Regions from separate parts of the Homo sapiens genome. Here region 2 is linked to region 1. Evidence: read pairs that join two places in POLR2A ChIA-PET (ENCODE). Cell type or tissue: Panc1. All regions are shown on one strand. Links, peaks and the distances in the headings refer to the core of each region. The heading gives the core; the rest is flanking DNA.

Region 1 (11,428 bases), core at 3,694-7,693:
CATATAGTTTTGAGGGGCTGCTTTGAGGCATGAAGCCACCGTATTCACAAAACCCAGCTGCGGGTGAATTGCAATTTATAATAATAAACAGCCTGTACCTGACCTTTGGACCCTGGGTGCTCAGGATGATGCCTGTGGGGCCTGACAGGAAGTGAAGGCGGTGGCATGGGTGTGGGGGGCCACCCCTCCCTCTGACCATGGTGGCGGGTGGCATCCAGGCCCAGAGAAGCCTTGTCACTGGCTGTCCCCTTGGCACCCAGCCCAGCAGGCGGAGAGGGTTAATTGGGATTTGGAGTGTCTGTGGAAAGTAGCCTCTTCTCAAATATCTTGTGCTATGGTTTGGAACTTTGGAATCAGGCATACCGAAAGTGGAATTCTGTCTTCAAGTAAGCCTCAGTTTCCTCATCTGTACAATGAGTTTTGTCCCTGAAGAAAATCCACCTGTGAAGTGCTTAGCTTGTGATCACTCAGTAAATAGGCACTGTCATTATCTTTCTGATGAGGGGCTTCCATATGTGACCTGCCCTGGGCTACAACTCGAACATGGAAATCAGAAGCTTAGCAACACTATTATTTCCACTGCATCAAAGGCCTGGGAGCCCTCCCCTGCCTATACTTTTGTCTCTCAGAGAAGAAGTAATAATTCACTCCATGTGCAAATGGAAAAACTGAGACCTGAAAGGTTGAGTGGTTTGTCCCAGGCCCCATAGTGAGTTAAAGGCATCAAAATCCCTTACACATGTATGGGGCTTTATAAACCATCAAGTGTGTAAAGGGTGTTGACATTTAGAAAATAACTGTGCCGAGTCTCCTAGGGATCTGGTACATGTATTTTGACTGCCAGTTTACGGATGGGAACGATGAGACTCAGAGAACTTAGATGAGCCCAAGATTGTACATTGAGTTTGTGGCAGAGTTGACGCTCAAACTCGAGCCCTCTGCTCTTTCCACCGCACACGCAGACCTCTCACCTGGGCCCTTCTAGACCCTCTCTGCAATTATTTTTTCCCCTCCATACAGGTAGATCTGTGAAGGTGGAGAGTCATGAGCCAGCAGGGACAGGGTTAAATTCTTCCTAAGCAACAGAGCTGGTTTTGAGCTGGGCACCTTCAGTGACCCCATTGTTGACCCCCTTCCCTCGGGTCAGGACTGCAGGCAGTGGGGGAAGGGAAGCACTGCAGGGAGCTCTAATGGCCCAATGCGGGCAGAGAGAGGGCCAGGAAGGGATGCTCATCTGTCTCCCTCTTTGGACAGAGATGAACAAAGATGCCGGTGGCTTTTTCAGTCTCCATAGAAAATCCCCAAGGCTCCCTTGGGGCGGGCTGCCATCAGCTCTTCCTGCACTCTTAATCACACCGTGGAGCACGGGCAGCTCCTGTAGACACAGCAAACCCTGTGATGTGTTGTTGGTTAAGTGGGAACTGGGATAATTTTTGCCAGTAAAGCACCAAATCAGAAAATGGAAGCATCAAATGAACCTTAGGGCTAGTGGGATTTTGGGGCTTGCCTGTCATTCATTCATTGAAAAGGAAAAGGATGGCTTGGGTGGCCCACAGAAGCCAGCATCTGTGACCTCAAATGGATGAGTCCCTGCAAACTGGGAAGGCTGCCCAGTTCCTCTTCCTCTTCCCAAGTGGCCCCCGTCCTGCCACTCCCTTCTATGAGCGCAGACCTTCTGGTTTAGAGCTTCAGTCTGGACCATTGTGCTGTGTCCTCTCCAGGCGGGGAGGGCATCAGGAGTAAACCTCCTTCCACGGCCCTGAGCCGTACAGTAAGTCTCCCAGGGTTGTACGGCAAGGCAGGGGCAGAGCTGTTCTGTAAACAGGCGTCAGTTCAGTTGCCTTGAAACCGCCAACTCTAAGATGGACATCCGAGGGGAAAGGATTTCCAGGAAAGTCGAGGAACTGATTTTAGGGGAAGACTAAATCTCTTTCTCTATCCCCATCTTCTTGTCGTCTGGGTCCCTTGAACTCCCTGCTGAGAAATCCTAAATACACCTTGTCTCTGGGTTGCGCATGGAAGCCTTTAATTGTTTCTAGAGGCAGTGAGGGAAGGCCTTCTAGTTGGTCGGGCAGGTCTGGCACTGTCTGGGTCTTGCTGCTTCTAGACACTTCAATTAGGGATGTTAATTATGGCCTTGTGAACACAGGCTCTCCCAAGGCAGCCGCTCTCCAGCCCTGCTGCCCCCATGTTGTCCCCTCACCAGTCAGTGAGGCTATGTTTATGGTCTCGCCTCTGTCCATCTGCAGATTAAAGATGCCCTGAAAGCATAACTTATTAGCAGTTTTTTGTTCTCTCCATCTTTTAAAAAATTGGATTAAAGTAGACATAATGTAAAATTTACAATTTGTAAATGTGTAGTTCAGAGGCATTAAGTCCATTCACATTGTTTTGCAACCATCACCACCATCTGTCCATGGAACTTTTTCATCTTCCCAAACTGAAACTCTGTTCCCATTAAGCAATAGCGTCCCCTTCCTCTCTCACTCCAGCCCTGTAACTCTATTCTACTTTCTGTCTCTATGAATTTAGCTGTTCTAAGTACCTCACATAAGTAGACACATACAATATTTGACCTTTTATGCCTGGCTTATTTCAGTTAACATAATGTCTTCAATATTTGTCTACATCGTAGATGTGTCAAGATTGCCTTCCAGCTTAGGGCTGATGATATTCCATTGCATGTATATATCATACTTTGTTGATTCATTCATCCATTGATGGACACTTGAGTTGTTTCCCATTTTGGTTGTTGTGAGTAATATTGCTATGAGTTTTGGGGGTATATCCCCAGAAGTGGAATTGCTGGATCATATGGTAATTCTATATCTAATTTCTTGAGGACCCGCCATCATATTTTTCTTTTCTTTTCTTTTTCTTTCTTTCGTTTTTTTTTTTTTTTTTTGCGACAGGGTCTCACTCTGTCTCCCAGGCTGGAGTACAGTGGCATGATCACAGCTCACTGCGGCATCAACCTCCTGGGCTCAAGCGATCCTCCCACCTCAGCCTCCCAAGTAGCTGAGACCACAGTGTATGCCACCATGCCCAGCTGATTTTTGTATTTATTTATTTATTTATTTTTGAGACAGAGTCTTGCTCTGTCGCCCAGGTTAGAGTACAGTGGTGGGTTGTCGGCTCACTGCAGCCTCCATCTCGTGGGCTCAAGCAATTCTCATGCATCAGTCTCCCAAGTAGCTGGGTTTACAGGCACCCGCCACCACACCTGGCTAATTTTTGTATTTTTAGTAGAGATGGGGTTTCACCATGTTGGCCAGGCTGGACTCGAACTCCTGACCTTGTGATCCACCCACCTCAGACTCCCAAAGTGCTGGGATTATATGCATGAGCCACCATGCCCAGCTAATTTTTGTATTTTCTGTAGAGATGAGGTTTTTCCATGTTGCCCAGGCTTCTATCTGTTTTTCACAGCAGCTATACCACTTTTCATTTTACATTCCCATCAGAAATTCTCTACATCCTTGCCAATTCTCCTCCTCCTCTTTCTTCTCTTTTTCTTCTTCTTTCTCCTTCTTTTTTTGATAATAGCCATCCTCTTGGGTATGAAGTGAAAATCCACTGTGCTTTTTATCTTTTAAGGGGGAAGTCAAGGCCTGAGAAACACTGATACGTGCCTCTGCATTGCAGAGCCCCTTGGGCCCAGGCTTTCTAGCCCCATCCTGGCTTCCATTCTCTGTCCTAAACCCCTTTGTCTCCAGTCCATCAAGAGAGGGCAGGGGCGAGGTCCACTGACTGTTAGGGGCCCTGCCTTCCCTCCTGTCACAGCAGCAGAGTGGCTGTGACCTGGCAGAGGTGTTGGGAGGGTGGATGTCCCTAGGGGTCAGGAGGAGGTTTCAGTAATGTGAAATTGGAAGAGTTGAATCATTTCAACCACGGGGCATGGGGATAAAGGAAATCATGATGCAGCCATAGAGTGGAAGATGTGCAGCCATTAAATATGGCTTTATGAATAATTTTTAATATCCAGTTTTTGGTAACATGAAAACTGCTGATGTGTACTATTAAGTGGGAGAAAATAAATATAAAAACTTGCTTATGAGGCCGGGCTCAGTGGCTTATTCCTGTAATCCCAGCACTTTGGGAGGCCGAGGTGGGTGGATCACCTGAGGTCGGGAGTTTGAGACCAGCCTGACCAACATGGAGAAACCCTGTCTCTACTAAAAATACAAAATTAGCTGGGCGTGGTGGCGCATGCCTGTAATCCCAGCTACTCGGGAGGCTGAGGCAGGAGAATCACTTGAACCCGGGAGGTAGAGGTTGCAGTGAGCCGAGATTGCGCCATTGCATTCCAGCCTGAATGCAACAAAAGCGAAACTCCGTCTCAAAAAAAAAAAAAAAGAAAAGAAAAGAAAAAAAAACTTGCTTATGAATGAAAAACAAAACCACCTTCAGAAAAAAAGATTTGATAGAAATAGGCCAAATTGTTGTCAATGGCCACCTCCTGGATGGATGTGAAATGGGTGATTTTTAAAATTGTTTTCTTATTTTTAAATTTTAATTTAAATTTATTTTTTGAGATAGGGTGTTGCTCTGTTGCCCAGGCTGGAGTGCAGTGGTGTGATCATGGCTCACTGCAGCCTCAACCTCAAGTGATCCTCTCATCTCAGCCTCCTTAGTAGCTGGGACTACAGGTGTGTGCCACCACACCTGGCTAATTTTTTCATATTTTTTGTGGAGATGGGATTTCACCATGTTGCCTAGGCTGATCTCAAACTCCTGAACTCAAGCAATCCACCCACCTCGACCTTCCAAAGTGCTGGGATTACAGATGTGAGTCACCATCGCCCAACCTGTTTTCTTTATGTTATTTAAAATTTTGCAGATTGGCTGAACACGGTGGCTCATGCCTGTAATCCCAGCACCTTGGGAGGCCAAGGCGGGCAGATCACCTGAGGTCAGGAGTTCGAAACTAGCCTGACCAACATGGAGAAACCCCATCTCTACTAAAAATACAAAATTAGCCGGGCGTGGAGGCGCATGCCTGTAATCCCAGCTACTCGGGAGGCTGAGGCAGGAGAATTGCTTGAACCGGGGAGGCAGAGAAGTTGTAGTGAGCTGAGATGGTGCCACTGCACTCCAGCCTGGGTGACAGAGCGAGACTCAAAAAAAAAAAAAATTTTGTTGTTGTTGTTGTTGTTGTTGCTGATTTTCTACAGTAAGCACACACTCCTTTTATATTTAGGAAAAAACTGATAAAATAAGAGTGACTACGACTATTCATTAGGCATATGTGTTGCCAGGGTCTACTGAACACTCAGCTCTGCTTGATGCTATTGAAAGTTCAGGAATGAATGCGAAGCTAACAGGGAGGTGTGGGGTTAGGTGGTGGGGAGGACTGGCCAGAACACAGAGGGGTGATGAATGTAAGGGGAGTCAGGGTCTGGGCAGCCTGGAGCCCTCCAGAATGCTGCCTTTGTTCATGAGAAGCCTCATTCATGGGGAAGATACCGTGGGTAGGACTCTGGCCTTGAGTCACCTTGTCTCTGCAAGTGGCGCAGGCAGGCTCCATTGAGCTCTTCACCCATGTTCACCTGGTCCCTTGGCATAGCTGGCAGGAGTGAGCGAAGCTTGTAGCCTGTGAAACCAGGGGTTTTCCTGCCCCAGGTTGACTATTACTTCCCTTGCATCATCCGTACCAGGGCCAAGGGCCTGGTTCCCTTGACTTCCATTGTGGGAGCAGCACTGGCCCAGCAGAGGTGGGACAGTGGGGTTTCCAGGAGATAAACTTCCATGGCTCTTGGGACCTCTGACTAGTAGAAGAGAAGCCAGTATAATCCAACACTTAAAAGAAGAGACTCATTAGCCAGTCTCTGGGTTCAGTTTCTTGGTCACTACTCACTGGCTATGACCTTGGGCAATGGCTTAGCCTCCTTAGGCCTCTGTGTCCTCATAGTAGCTATTTCACAGGACTAATGAAGGAATTAAAAGGCTAAATCCTTATAGATTATGCTTAGCATGTAAGTAGTTGATTCCTATGGTCTGACTGAGAGGTGGATTCTGATGCTAGACTGCCTGGGCTCAAATCATGTTGGTGTCTCAGTGTCTTTTTCTGGCTTTTTTTTTTTTTTTTTTTTTTTGAGACAGGGTCTCTGTAGCTCAGGCTGAAGTGCAGTGGCATGATCATGGCTCACTGCAGCCCCAACCTCCTGTGCTCAAGCCATCCTCCCGAGTAGCTTGGGCTACAGGCATGCCTCACCACACCTGGCAAATTTTTGTATTTTTTGTTGAGATGGAGTTTCATCATGTTGCCCAGGCTGGTCTTGAACTCCTGGGCTCAAGCAGTCCTCCCACTTCGGCCTCCCAAAGTGCTGGGATTACAAGTGTGTGCCACTGCGCCCAGTCGGCATCTCAGGTTTTTCATCTGTAAAGTGGAGATGATAATATGATCTACTTCAGATGATTATTATGAAGATTAAATGAATTAATATAAGTAAAAGTGATTCGAACAGTGCTTGGCACATAGTAAATGCTCAATAAACGTTAGCCATAGGCTGGGCATGGTGGCTTATGCCTATAACCTCAGCATTTTGGGAGGCCAAGGCAGGAGGATAGCTTGAGGCCAGGAGTTCAAGACCAGTCTGGGCAACATAGCAAGACCCTGTCACTATAAAAAATGAATTAGCTGGGCATGGTGGCATGCACCTGTAGTTCCAGCTACTTGTGAGGCTGAGGTGGGAGGATTGCTTGAGGCTGGGAGGTTGAGAGGCTGTAGTGAGCTGTGATTGTGCCACTGTACTCCAGCCTGGGTGACAGAGTGAGACCCCATCTCTAAAAAGTAAAGTTAGCCATAATTGGGGTCTTTCACCACATACTAGTGTGACTCAGCCAGTTGTTTGTGGCTGGCAACTGCCAATTCATCTGATTGTCCCAAGAGCCTCAGTGGATTGGTCAGTGCCCATGACTCCCTTGCTAAATAGTCTTGAATGTCACCATTATTCATTACTATTATTAGTATTGTGGGTTCCACGTGTCAGGATCCCTTCCTGGGTTGTATTTCATCTTACCCCTTTGCCAAGTCTTGGTTGATGTGGTCCTGCCTCAGTTTCCAAAGGGTGCTGGTGATGGAAAGCGGGGTGCTGGGCAGATTGGGGTGAAAGCTGGCTGCTTTGGGGATTGTTTGATGAGCATTATAGTAGATTAAGCTGCTTCTCCCCTTCCTTCCCTGCCCTTATTGAAAAGGCGCCAAAGCCAGGAAAAACAAACAGCCACCCATAAATAAAGAGGACCATGAAATAACAAAATCGAAAAAGAAAACTTGCTTTAGTGGCGGGCTTGGCTGACGATAGGGTAGATAATGGGAGAGGAAACGCAGCCTTTGGAGAGAAAAAGAACGGAACGCGTTGTTCACTGGAAGAATGAATGCTGCCTGAGGAAGAGCTGCTAAACTGGGGTGTCCGATGAGCGAGCCTGTGTTAGGGGAGCTGGTGGTGATTAGGCTTACATGAGGCATGAGTGTCATTCCACCAAGAACCCCTGGGATGGGGGACACCTTAGGCTTAAGCGGGCTGTGCCAACGGGAGGCCGGTGTGCCAGTCTGGCCTAGAGCCTTGGCTGCCATGATCATAGAGCTGCTGCTCACCTCCTCAAGGGCTGGCCAAGCTGGGAGCTGGATGCTTGAATCTCTTAGGGAGCCCCTAGACCTTCTGTCAAGGTATATATTTTTTCTGGAGTGTTAGGGAGACAATCCCAGGGAGGAGAGGAGGAGGCCAAAGTTGTTTGCTGACTGTTTGCATTCAAGGCTGTGCTCCTGTCAACACTGCCTGGTGGCTTTCTGGGTGAATGAAATTTACTGACTTCTCTTCCTTTCTTGTACCACTTACCCATCTGGATCGTGGACCCATTTCTCCTGCCTCTGCAATGAGTTGGGTGCCTGAGGTGGGAAGGGGAGAGAAACCTTTCCTGAGCCCTTGGGATCCCAGGATGCTGTGTGGAAGTGCCCACTTTGGGAGTGGGCTGTGGGCTCACAGATGGGTAGAGGCTGATATTTGAAATGCATTTAAGAAGGGCCTTAGATGGCTGGGCGCGGTGGCTAACACCTATAATCCTAGCATTTTGGGAGGCTGAGACAGGAGGATCACGTGAGCCCAGCTGTTCAAACCAGCCTGGGCAACATAGCGAGATTCCCTCTTTATTTAAAAAAAAAAAAAAGTGGCAGGAGGCCTTGGAAACATACTGGTTTGGGGCTGAGTGGTCTGGCTGGTAGAGGTTTCCTGGAAACACAGTCCTTCATTCAGCCACCACAATACTAAGTGCCAATCTGCTTTGTGCCAGGCATTGGGCTAAGTATTTTCTATATAATAACTTATCAGTTCTCTAGCAAGCATAAGAGGTAGGTATTGTTAGCCCCCATTTCAGACAATGAATCTGAGGTGTAAAGAGGTTAAGTCTCAAGTATTCACTGGGCTACCTAGAGCCCAGCTGCTTCCCAATTTTCCACCCTTCACCTCCTAATCTAGATGACAATGGTAAAATGCCCATTACAGTTGTTCATCACGGCTGTGTGCCAGGCACTGGGCTTTGCCTGTGTTATCTCGTTTACTCTTTGAAACCCCACTAGTGAGTATATATTACTATTTGCCCCAGTTACAGATAAAGGCAGGAGGGTCATTTGAGCCCAGGAGTTCAGGACCAGCCTGGGCAACATGGTGAGGCTGAGAGAGTTAAACTAGTTGGCTAGTTAAGACGGATGCTGGGTTTGAACCAATGCTGCGTGTCTCCCAGAGCCTCATTTCACCATGTACTATGAGGGCTTAGTCTACATGGCTTAGACTTGTCACAAAGCAAAAGCCGATAATGCCCAGCCCACCCCAGTACTGGGAGAAGGAGTGTTTGGCAAAGGTGAGATTTCATCAGCCTGGCGGGTAAACATGGCTGTTTGCAGACTAGTTGCGCTTGTCCTTTCCGCTGTCTGTAGTCATCCCTATGGTCCCCACCTTCCTCTCCCTCTGGGGTTGGCAGGAGAACGCAAGGGTTAATGATATAGCACTTCACCCTTGTGGGCTCCAGAGGAAATGAGGGAGCTCATGAGTTCTGCAGAGCTTTTGTGTCATCAGCCGGGGAAGGGAAGGCACCGTGGCTTGGCCAGATAAGCGGTGGCGCTGCGAATGTGGGGCTTCCTTGGCAGATTTGTAGCCTTTCCGCCTGTTTGCACTGTGGGGCACCTGCTGGGGCTTCCAGGGTGGTTGGGGACATCAACAGGGCATTCAGAAAACTGATAACCTAGGCTAGGGAGGGAGACCTACATGGAGCAGATGGAGGAGGAAGAGGGTGGCGGGCCCTGGTGTTCTGCAGGTGCATGTCTTCTGCTTGTTTGACCATGTGGGGGAAGGGGGTGGCGGTGGGTCAGGGAGCAAACATTTTTTTGATTTTCACAAACACCATCATATTCAGTCTTCTCTATCTCTATGGGGTAGGTGTTATTTGTTCCCATTTTAGAGATAGAGAAACTGAAACTTCCCCATGGCCACACATCTAGTGGTATATAATAGAGCCAGTCTTCAGACACAGGTCCATGTGACAAAGTCCTTTTTCCATTAGCCACACCAGGATGCCTCCCAGCAATGCTGGGTCATCACACCCACCCACCTGCCTCCGGAAGAGCTGGGCTGGCTGGGGAGGAGAATAGGGTGTGAGTCCTTCTCCCCCTTGCCCTGGGGGCAGGGAGGGAGAGGGACTCCTTCCTGCTTTAGGGCTCTTTCTCCTTACCTCCTTCCCTGAACATATATTCTGTACCAGATTCTGTAATTATACCTTATCTCTTACTCACAAAATAGTTCTTGGAATCTCTATTTTACACATGAAGAAATGGGGGTTTTGAGAGGTGAAGTCTTTCCCCCAACTTGCCAGAGCTGCCTGGGTTTCTTTTGACTAAGTTTTCCTTGGCTATGACTCAAGTCAGAAACAACTGCAATCCTGTAAGAGGTGAAGACAGTGGCCATTCTATCTCTGCTGGACCAGAGCCTGTTATTTTGCACCGAGGAGAGTGGCCAGGGCATCAGCTGATAAATGAAAGGATGTGGATTTAGACATCAGCGAGGCCTGAGTTCAAATGCTACTTCTGCTGGGCCCTCAGTAGGACGTTCTAGCCCCCGAGCCTTAGTCTTTGTAGTGTTCTTGTGAGGATTAAGCAGGAATGTGAATGAAGAGCCTTTCACTTAGTGCTTGCAGCCAAGTAAGTGCTGTAGCATTGCATGCTTGCTTTTTGCCTCCCATTCCTTTGGTCAGTATTCAGGGCTATCCCCCAAGGGGCCTTTGACATGGCCAGTCAGCCTCAGCTGCACAATTTCTGCATCTCCCAGCCCTAGGCTGGGCACTGTCCCTGCAGGAAGCCAGATGTGCTCACCTGTCCAGGACACAGGCTTGGCCTTGCCATTGGGAAACAAGGATGAGGCCTACCCCTGCCTTCTAGCACTGTTGGGGTGCAGGAGAACCTGGAGACAGGCTTGGGTTCTAGAGGCAGGAAGGCCTCCAGAGAAGGGCCTCCTAGAGACACTGTTGACCTCTTCTCGGTTTGGGACCTTCTGGAGGCACACATCACACTGGGAGCCTCAATGGCGCTTTCAAGCAGTCCCATCTGTCTCTTTCTCGACCCACTCACTGGGTTGGGAGAAGACTCAGGTGCCTCTGAGGCCTGAGGACCAGGTGGGAACATCACAGCTACAGTCTCTCCCTGGCCACTGTTTTCCTTTGTGCCCTTGGGCCAGGGTCAGCTGAGTCCCGGCAGCCACAGAAGCTCAGGCTGGACTGTGATTCTGTACCTGAGGTGCTGTGGGGAAGTGCCTCTTCTCCCATGCTTGGGAGTTGACCCAGCCTCTGTCTGATGTTGGCCACTCTACCAGGTGAATGCCACCCTGACCAGCCTGGAAACAGCCGAGGGAGTGTTGGCTGTGGCCCCCCTGAGCTGGGCTAGACCAGACCGGCCGTGCCCTGGATCTGATACCCCCCAGGGCTCACAGAGGCTGGAAAGGGTGAGAGGGACTCGCAGGAAAGCTTTGTCCCAAGCCTGCAGCCAGTCCAGCTCCCAGCTCTGAGTAAACATTAGAGATAGGATCGGGTGTAGCCAGGAAGGGTGGCAGGGTGTGGTCTGTGAGAAGAATGGCAGGATGTGGCACCGGGGCACTGTTCTGGGCACCCACGCCTTGGCCTATTGTTTAGGGCAGCCTGAGGTTCTCAGCTCTCTGGGGGCTTTCAGAGGAAGTGGCATTCCCCTGGGACTCAAGCCCTGCCCCACCCCTGCTGCATGGATCTCTTTCCCTGGTGATGCCCCTTGGCACCACCCACTCAGAGCAAGCTTGGGAGTGGGAGCCAGCAGTGGAGGGGGATTAGTGTGTGCCCAGCGGGGAAGTGTAGCCATTGGCCCTCTCAGAGGGTCTGCCTGTCTGTTCAGGCTTCCTGTACCCCAGGGTCTGAG
Region 2 (9,368 bases), core at 4,176-8,175, 100 kb before region 1:
GTTCAAGCGATTCTCCTGCCTCAGCCTCCCGAGTAGCTGGGATAACAGGCACCCACCACCAAGCCTGGCTAATTTTTGTATTTTTAGTAGAGATGGGGTTTCGCCATGTTGGCCAGGCTGCTCTCGAACTCCTGACCTCAAGCAATCCACCTGCCTCGGGCCTCCCAAATTGCTGGTATTACAGGCATGAGCCACCACGACTGGCCACTTGTGTCTTCTTTTAGAGTTTTTCCCCTTCTCTTCTTTCTGGCTGTAAGCTGCCACTTGATTCCAATGTCCATATACACATCTATAGCAATATTTTGCCTGTTGCTTGGGCTCTACGCTACTCAGAATGATTCCTCCTGCTTCACTGCACAGAACAGATGTACTGTCTCTATGTCTATAGCTCCTGCCTCCAAACTCAGCTTGTGACTTCACTTTCAAAACCCACAGGATTACTCACGTGCTCTAGCAAACAATGGAATATCTCTTATGATTCCTTTTCTTTTTCCAACTAGTTCAGCAAACAAAGAGATGATATAGAAATGTATTTCTTTATTGATAGAACTCATGTACTTCATTAGTGAGGCATTGTACTTGACTTCTAATAACAAAGGCCTAAATTAAAGGACTTAATCTAATAAAAGCTTTTCTCGCCCTGTATAAAAAACTTCAGAGGTATGCAATTTGAAGCTTGTATTGTGGGCTCCTCAGTCATCTGGGCTCAAGCACTTTCTGTTTTTCTGTTTGGCCTTCCTTAACACAAAAGTTTCAAACTCAGTGGCCCTTTGTGGTCACAAGATGGCTGCTGGAGATCCAGTGATCATGACCAGGTTCTATTTATTTATGTATTTATTTTTATTTTTATTTTTTTGGGATGAAGTCTCGCTCTGTCACCCAGGCTGGAGTGCAGTGGTGCGATCTCGGCTCACTGCAACCTCTGCCTCCCAGGTTCAAGCAATTCTTCTGCCTCAGCCTCCTGAGTAGCTGGGATTACAGGTGCATGCCACCAAGCCTGGCTAAGTTTTGTATTTTTAGTAGAGACTGGGTTTCACCATGTTGATCAGGCTGGTCTCGAACTCCTGACCTTGTGATCCACCTGCCTTGGGCTCCCAAAGTGCTGAGATTACAGGCATGAGCCAATGTGCCCTGCTGGTTCTTTTTATTTTTTAAGAGATGAGGTCTTGCTACGTGCCCAGGCTGGACTCAAACTCCTGGGCTCAAGCAGTGATCCTCTTACACGTGCCGCCATGCCTGGCTGATCATAACTACATTCCAGACAGGACAAAGAGGAAAGTGAGAAGGGTGAAAAGATATGCCTACCACCAGAGTTAGCCCCTTTTAAAGTTTCCAGATGCTCTACCTCTTCCACATATATTTCTTCGGCCATCTCTAGCTGTAAGGGAGATACTTTGTTATCTCACATAAATGGAATATATTTCTTTATGCCATTGCTTTTGATTAGTCTGCAGCCTATATTAGCTTACGTCCTTGTTCTCAGCCATATTCTAGTTAGATGAGATATGACTCAATTTTTTTTTTTTTGAGTTGGAGTCTTATTCTGTTCCCTAGGCTAGAGTGCAGTGGCATGATCATGGCTCACTGCAAGGCTGGGCGTGGTGGCTCACGCCTGTAATCTCAGCACTTTGGGAGGCCGAGGCGGGCGGATCACAAGGTCAGGAGTTCGAGAACAGCCTGGCTAACATAGTGAAATCCCATGTCTACTAAAAATACAAAAAAATTAGCCAGGCGTGGTGGCGGGCACCTTTAATCCTAGCTACTCAAGAGGCTGAGGCAGGAGAATCGCTTGAACCTGGGAGGCGGAGGTTGCAGTGAGCCGAGATTGTGCCACTGCACTCCAGCCAGGGTGACAGTGCGAGACTCTGTCTCAAAAAAAAAAAAAATTAATAATGGCTCACTGCAACTTGGAACCCCTGGGCTCAAGCAGTCCTTCCACCTCAGCTTCCTGTGTAGCTGGGATTACAGGTGCATGCCACCATGCCTGGCTAATTTTTAAGTGTTTTGTAGAGGTAAGGTCTTGCTATGTTGCCCTGGCTGGTCTTGAACTTCTGGCCTCAAGTGATCCTCCCACCTTTGGCCTCCCAAGTGCTGTACCAATTTTAAAAAGAAATGTAAATGTTTTTATTTTCATGGCCCTTGGCTGTTTTCAAAGATCATATCAATAACTGTAAAATGGATAAAACACTCACCATCAAAATCATTGAAGGTAGCTAACTTGAAATGCCATCCAGGAACCACTGTAGAATTGGCAACATTGACTCACACTCTTCTCAGTTAGTTCAATTCCACCTTTACTGGGTGCCTATAGCGCTGGCCAGGCACCAGTTACCTGTGGTGAATACAGGAACAATCAAGATTGCCCTGTCCTTGAAGAGTTCCATTTTAGTGCCTTACAAGTAACTGAAGGCAGCGGGAAGCCACCAGTGGTTTTACACAGAGCCAAAAAGTGATCACCTCTATATCTTTGAAAGACAGCTCAGACTACATACGGTGAGTGGGAAGAGTACAGAGGATTGAGGCAGGGGATTTTGTTCTAGAGGCCAAATATTGTTCTGCATTGCTGTGTCATTGCTGTCTGTTAATTGCACCCCACGTTCCGCACCACTTGCCTCATCTATCCCAGAATCTTATCCCTCACCTTTAGATTTTTCTCACCTCAAACCTTCAGTTCCATACCCACCCTACCAGAAGTTCAGGGATAGTCAAAGTGGCTTTCTGAGATCAAGAGTCCACAATGTCTTCATGAATCCATTCTTTGCACATTTACGAAGCTCTGCATATGCTCTGGGCTCTGCGCTATGGGCTAGAGTTGCAAAGGTGGATCAGACTCAATTCTTGCTTCCAAGGCAGGGACAAAGTTTTTTGCTTCTCTTTCTACTTGAAGAGTATTAAGAATCTAAACTGATCTTGGCTAGAGAAGGCAGATAGAGGAGACGGGTGGAGCAAGAATCAGAACAAAAAATGGGTAGCCTGGGATTGATAGCCATGAAATCAGGAGGGCAGATTTGTCCTCAGGGCCCAGTAGTACTTTTCTCTGAAGCCAGAGACGGCCTCCTTCCCTTCCTTTTTCCCTTCTTGCTCCTCTGGTCTCCTCACAGCCAAGCCTGGCTTCCATTCAAACTTTCCGGAAATCCCCTACCCAATTTCCAGCTTTTCAAACAATGACTCTCTGGAGAATATTCCCATTGTCCTTGGAATTAGAACAATGAGAGAGTAGAGCCTCCTCTCTGGCTTCAGACTACATCCCTGCTCCCAGCCAGCCTCCCACCAAAGTAAAAGCTTCCTCGACTCTCCAATCGCTGTTCCCATCTGTAGTGAGGCAGAAAGACAGGGGAAGTATAAGAAAAAGCATTTTCTACAAGTCAACCCAGCCCCTTAAGCACTACCTGGTGCCTTTCTTCTCCCAGCTAGAACTGAGAAGAATCTCTCTACAGGACTGGGATTGGACACCTGCCTATGCTCTGGGTTGGCAAGCAAGCTCCGGGTTTGACTGCTGTGTTTTCTAAATCTCTCTCTCTCTCTTTCTTTTCTTTTTTTTTCTGAGACATAGTCTTGCTCTGTCGCCCAGGCTGGAGTGCAGTGGCGCCATCTCAGCTCACTGCTGCAACCTCCGTCTCCCGGGTTCAAGCGATTCTCCCACCTCAGCCTCCTAAGTAGCTGAGATTACAAGCACCCACCACCATGCTGGGCTAATTTTTGTATTTTTAGTAGAGATGGGGTTTCATCATGTTGGCCAGGCTGGTCTCGAACTCTGGACCTCAAGTGATCCGCCTGTCTTGGTCTCCCAAAGTGCTGGGATTACAGGCGTGAGCCACCGTGCCAGCCTCTAAATCTCTTTTGATGCCTCAGTTTCCCCCCATCATTGAGGTGAGAGGACCCAGAGGCCATTCTGAAGGGATTGGCAGTCTAATTTTCCTCACTGCCTACTCCTCTTCCACTCCCTACTCTGACCCTAGGAGACTCCTGTCCCCTTTCTACCCAGTTCAGCCAAAAGCGCTGCTGGATGGGGAGGGTGCAGGCGGGGCTTTTCTTGCACCATCCTGGCGCCTGACTGGGTCAAGTTACTGGAGGCAGTCTGGATTTGAATGTGCAAATAAACAGAGGTTGCTTTGATCCTTGAGGCTGACAGGGAGGGGGAAGAAAACGGAGTGCCCTGGTCAGAGAAGTGCATGCTGGGCACTTGAAAGAGGGTTTGGGGGATGTGGAGCATGAGCTTGTCCTTATTCCTTTGACTGGACCAAAAACCTAATTTGTTAAAAAAAAAAAAAAATAGAGAGATCTTGAAAGAGTCAGGGACCCACATCAGACATTTCAGACCTCCTCTGGGAACCAAATATTCCAATGGCCTTTCTGCCTTGTCACCAGGAGGGGAGTGGGTTGCTTGAAGCCCACCCTCCCTCAAGGCTCTCTTGCCTTTGGGACATCTTGGGTGCCACTTGGGAGAAGGAGAAGCAGGATGGAACTATGAGGTGTGTGTGGTTCGGGGTGGGGCTGTAGGTTGGGAGGGGGTAGGGCCTATTGTCTCCCTGGGCACCAATCCACAGCCACAGGCAGGCTTAGAGACGGAGAGACAAAGGAGGGAATGGGAGAGCACAAAGGGAGCGGGAATGAAATGGTAAGTAAAGGCAAACAAAAGTGAGCCGGGGGAGACAAAAGCTGGGAACAATATTCCCCAGGCAATAGGCTCGGGAACAATAGGGACACTGACAGCCCCACAAAGACACCAGTGTCTCCAAGTAGACGTTATCTCAGGCAGTGGTTGGCAGCCCCACTCTGGCTGCAGCTATTTTCAGTGCCGCTTTTGTGCCATGCTGAACAATATTCCTTGCATGGCTGCTGATAGAAAGATGAGAAGGTTTCTGTTTGATTCTTCTCTTCCTTCCCTCCCCCCTCCCCTTTTTCCAGCCCCCACCAGCTCCAGGCAGTCTGAGCTCAAGTCTCTGGCCTGGTTAGGGGTGTGTGTGTGTGTGTGTGTGTGTGTGTGTGTGTGTGTGTGTGTGTGTTGGGAAGAGACCAAGTGGGGAGGGTCTCTATCTGGGCTTCCAGTTGCCCTCAATCTTATCAGGGCCTCCATGGAGGGAAGCTAGTAGAGTGGAGATTAGGGCTGGGCCAGTGGGGCTGAGAACTGAGGTGTGCGAGGAGGATCATCAGGGCAGTGGATTCTGCCCTTGCCCCAAATCACAAGACCAGCCTGAGTGAGTGACTATAAAAAGCCCTGCTTAGCAAAGGTTTTGCCTGTTGCTTGGCTATTCACATACATAATAGCCAAGGCCATAAGGGGTCCACCCTGTCATTCCACCCCTTCCTCCTTTGTGCCCACAAGTGTTCCCCACTCTACCCCCATAGCCACTGCTTTCTCCCATTCTTGTTTGTAGTTTTACCAGCCCCTTGACTAGCTCCCAACTTCCCTCCCCACCTCCGCCACTGCCAGATGAACCTAAGAGATCGGGGAAACTAGTCCTAGCTTGGGAAAAGACTGGTATGCACTGGCCCTTCCTTAGGCCTGATGGCCACTCCCACAGGGGTGTCCATGATCTTCATCCACAGTGCTGCTATTCCCCACCAAGTATCTCCCCTGTGTTCCTCCCTAGAGGAACTCTGACCCTAGAACATTGAGTCAGAGGTGTCCTTTCCCAGGGCCCCCTTGTGCATACGGCTGGTGTACTCTTAGTTTTCTCAGTATCTTAGCCCACTATGGCTGCCCCCGTGGGCTTAGATAAACTTTACAGTTTTTCGTCTAGCTGGTCTTCTTCTCCATATTACTATTCTATTCAGGTTATTTTGCTAGGTGGCTAAACTACTAAATTTCAGTTCTCTGACTTCCTCAAAAAAAAAGAGACCAAATTTCTTGGGAAGGCATTTATATAAAAATTTTGGCCAGGTGCTGTGGCTCACACCTGTAATCCCAGCACTTTGGGAGGCTGAGGCAGGCGGATCACGAGGTCAAGAGATCAAGACCATCCTGGCCAACATGGTGAAACCTCATCTCTACTAAAAATAACAAAAATTAGGCCGGGCATGGTGGTTCATGCCTGTAATCCCAGCACTTTGGGTGGCTGAGGCGGCCAGATCACGAGGTCAAGAGATCCAAACCATCCTGGCCAACATGATGAAACCCCTTCTCTACTAAAAACACAAAAATTAGCTGGGCGTGGTGGCATGCACCTGTAGTCCCAACTACTGGGGAGGCTGAGGCAGGAGAATCGCTTGAACCTGGGAGGCGGAAGTTGCAGTAAGCCGAGATCATGCCATTGCACTCCAGCCTGGATGACAGAGCCAGACTCCGTCTCAAAATAAATAAATAAATAAATAAAAATACAAAAATTAGCTGGGCATGGTGGCATGCACCTGTAGTCCCAGCTACTCAGGAGGCTGAGGAAGGAGAATCACTTTAACCTGGGAGGCAGAAGTTGCAGTGAGCCAAGATCACACCACTGCACTCCAGCCTGGCGACAGAGTGAGACTCCGTCTCAAAAAAAAAAATTTTCAAGCACAATGCTGTCCTGAGTCTAGACACTCAGGTTGACCCAGAAGGTTGAGTCATTGTGTAATCTGTGGGACTTGTGGCTATTTGTCCAGTGTTTTTTTTGTTTGTTTGTTTTTTTGTTTTTTTTTTTTCGAGATGGAGTCTCATTCTTGTTGCCCAGGCTGGAGTGCAATGGCATGATCTCAACTCGCTGCAACCTCTGCCTCCCAATTTCAAGTGATTATCCCACCTCAGCCTCCCGAGTAGCTGGGATTACAGGCACCTGCCACCATGCCCAGCTAATTTTTGTATTTTTAGTAGAGACGGGGTTTCACCATGTTGGCCAGGCTGGATATTTGTCCAGCTTTCTAAATATAAGTTCGCTTTTTGAAGGCAGAAAACACTTTCATACCTCTATTGGCTACTTCATGGCATCATGGTACACAATGAGTTCTTAATGAACACTTGCTGAATTGGACTGAATTTAGAGAATCAGAAGGGACCTTAAAGCTCATCTAATACCTTACTACTCAAAATGTTGTCTCTGGCTCAGCAGCATCAGCATCACCTGAGAACTTGATAGAAATGCAGAATCTCAGACTTCCTGAATCAGCATCTGCATTTTAACAAGCTCCCCAGGTAATCCATATGCTCCTGAAGACACAGACAACTGGTCTAGTACAGCTACTGCCTCCCTGCCTTCCCCAAACTACTACCTGTTTTATAACATTATCACCATCCATCACCTAGAATCTTAGAAACCATGAGCCAGACTAGGCCATCCAGCTGGCAACTACAGAAAGACCTCGGTGGACATGAGCTTACTATCTGTGGTAACAGTCAGTTCCATGGTTGGAATAAAATCATATGGAACAGAATTAAATTTGCATGAAACAGCCTTGGGAATGGGACTTTGCACTTAGTATATACTCAATCAAAGACTGTTGAGGAAAAGGTCTAAATAATCTATTATTACCTCTCTTGAATGATTACTATGATAGTTCATTTTATGTGTCAACTTGACTGGGACATGAGGTGCCCAGACATTTGGTCAAACATTATTCTGGGCATGCCTGTGGAAGCATTTCTGGATGAGATAAACATATGAATCAGAAGACTGAGTGAAGCAGATTCTCTTCCCTAATATGGGTAGGCCTTATTCAGTCAAAAGCCTGAATAGAACAAAAATGCTCAGTAAAAGGGAATTTTGTCTGTCTGACTGCTTGAGCTAGGATATTGGTCTTCTGCCTTTGGACTCTAATGGAAACATAAGCTCTTTGTGGGTCTCAATCTTGACTTTTGGACTTGAATTTACACCACTTGCTGTCTGGTTCTCAGGCCTTCAGACTTGGACTAGAACTACACCATTGCTGTCTTAGGTCTCTAGATTGCTGACTGCAGATTTTGCAAATTCTTAGCCTCGATAATCACATGAACCAATTCCCCTAATACCTCTTTCTTGCCCTGTTTCTCTCTCACATCACAGACACACACACACACACACACACACACACACACACTGTTTGTACTGTTTCCCTGGAGAACTCTGGCTGATACATTTTTTTGGTAGTGAGACATGAGGTAGTGCTGTAACAAATATCTAAACATGTAGAAGTGGCTTTGGAACTGGGTAATGGGTAGAAGCTGCAAGATTTTTGAAGTGCACACTAGAAACATAGATGTTAAGGGTAATTCTGGTGAAATGTCAGACAGAAATGAGGATCATGTTACTGGAAACTGGAGCAAAGGAAACCTGTTATAAAATGGTGAAGAAGACTGGGTGTGGTGGCTCACGCCTGTAATCCCAGCACTTTGGGAGGCTGAGGTGGGCAGATCACTTGAGGCCAGGAATTTGGGACCAAACTGGCCAACATGGTGAAACCTTGTCCATCTCTACTAAAAATACAAAAATTAGTGGAGTGAGGTAGCACACACCTGTAGTCCCAGCTACTTGGAAGGCTGAGGCATGAGAATTGCTTGAACCCAGAAGGCAGAGGTTGCAGTGAGCCAAGATGATACCACTGCACTCCAGCATGAGTGACAGAGAAAGACTCTGTATCAAAAACAAATAAATAAATAGAGTGGTGAAGAACTTGGTTAAAGAGGGTTTTGTGAAAAGTAGAACTTGTGAGCAATATAACTGGATATTTAGCCAAGGAGATTTCTAAGCAGAGTATTGAAGGAGCAACTTTGTTCCTCCTGACTGCTTACAGCAAAATGGGAAAGGAGAGAAATTAGTTGAAGAAGGAATTGTTAAGCATAAAGGAACCAGAAATAGAGGATTTGGGAAAGTCTATCCATACTGAAAAAAAAAAAAACAAGAAAGAAAAAAGAAAAAGCTTATTCTGAAAAGAAAACTGAAACTAAAACTATTTGATAAAGAGGTCATGAGTAAGACTCATAAACTTCATCAACCATCTTAGCAAAAGCCAGGAATAGAGATGGAATTATACCAGCAAAGACACTGACAGTTTGAACCAAATAAAGTGGAAAGAGAAAACAAGATGAAATGAAAGAAGGCTATTGGACTTCTTAGATCCTTATTCTGCAAGTAAAGTGAAGAATGACCTCAAAGGTGATTCAGATACCATCAGGGCTGCCTCCTTGGTTTCAAAGTGGGGGGGTGATTGCCTCAGTTTCAAGTGGCCAGACAGCCACTGACTGAAGCCTTGTGGGTGGGGCCACACTGTGGAGCCCTGAGGGTGTAAATCCCTGTGGGTGCAGAGCTGTGGAGGCGAGACTGCTTCCCTAGTAGGTCCTAAATGTGGGACAGACTCCCCAGTGGGTCTGAAAGGCGGAGCATTGAGCCAAAGAGCATTATTCTTCAGGCTTAAAATTTAGTAGAATTTGACTTGCTAGATTTTGGACTTGCTTGGGATCATCATCCCTTTCTTCCCTC

Evidence for each region. Peaks named below come from ENCODE experiments on the same cell type or tissue, not always from the same donor. Only the 100,000 strongest peaks of a DNase experiment are listed, where the experiment ranks them.
Region 2: POLR2A ChIA-PET joins it to region 1 with 5 read pairs; 4 of 35 experiments call an interaction of 5 or more read pairs at or near these places.

What each region holds. Positions count from the first base shown.
Region 1 is chr1:204,093,353-204,104,780 of GRCh38, forward strand. The region is part of intron 1 of SOX13 (SRY-box transcription factor 13); the gene reads left to right. Among named protein-coding and RNA genes, the nearest start is that of SOX13, 26 kb to the left of the region's middle. RefSeq lists an enhancer at 35-179 and a cis regulatory region at 100-113. In Panc1, for the core only: no CTCF peak of the experiment used is centred there; no DNase peak of the experiment used is centred there; H3K27ac peaks cover 908 bases.
Region 2 is chr1:203,992,225-204,001,592 of GRCh38, forward strand. LOC105371689 (a long non-coding RNA gene) reads left to right here and starts at 4,562. Exons shown (of 3, transcript XR_922443.4): 1 at 4,562-4,618. RefSeq lists an enhancer at 4,313-4,876. In Panc1, for the core only: no CTCF peak of the experiment used is centred there; a DNase peak (open chromatin) is centred at 6,547.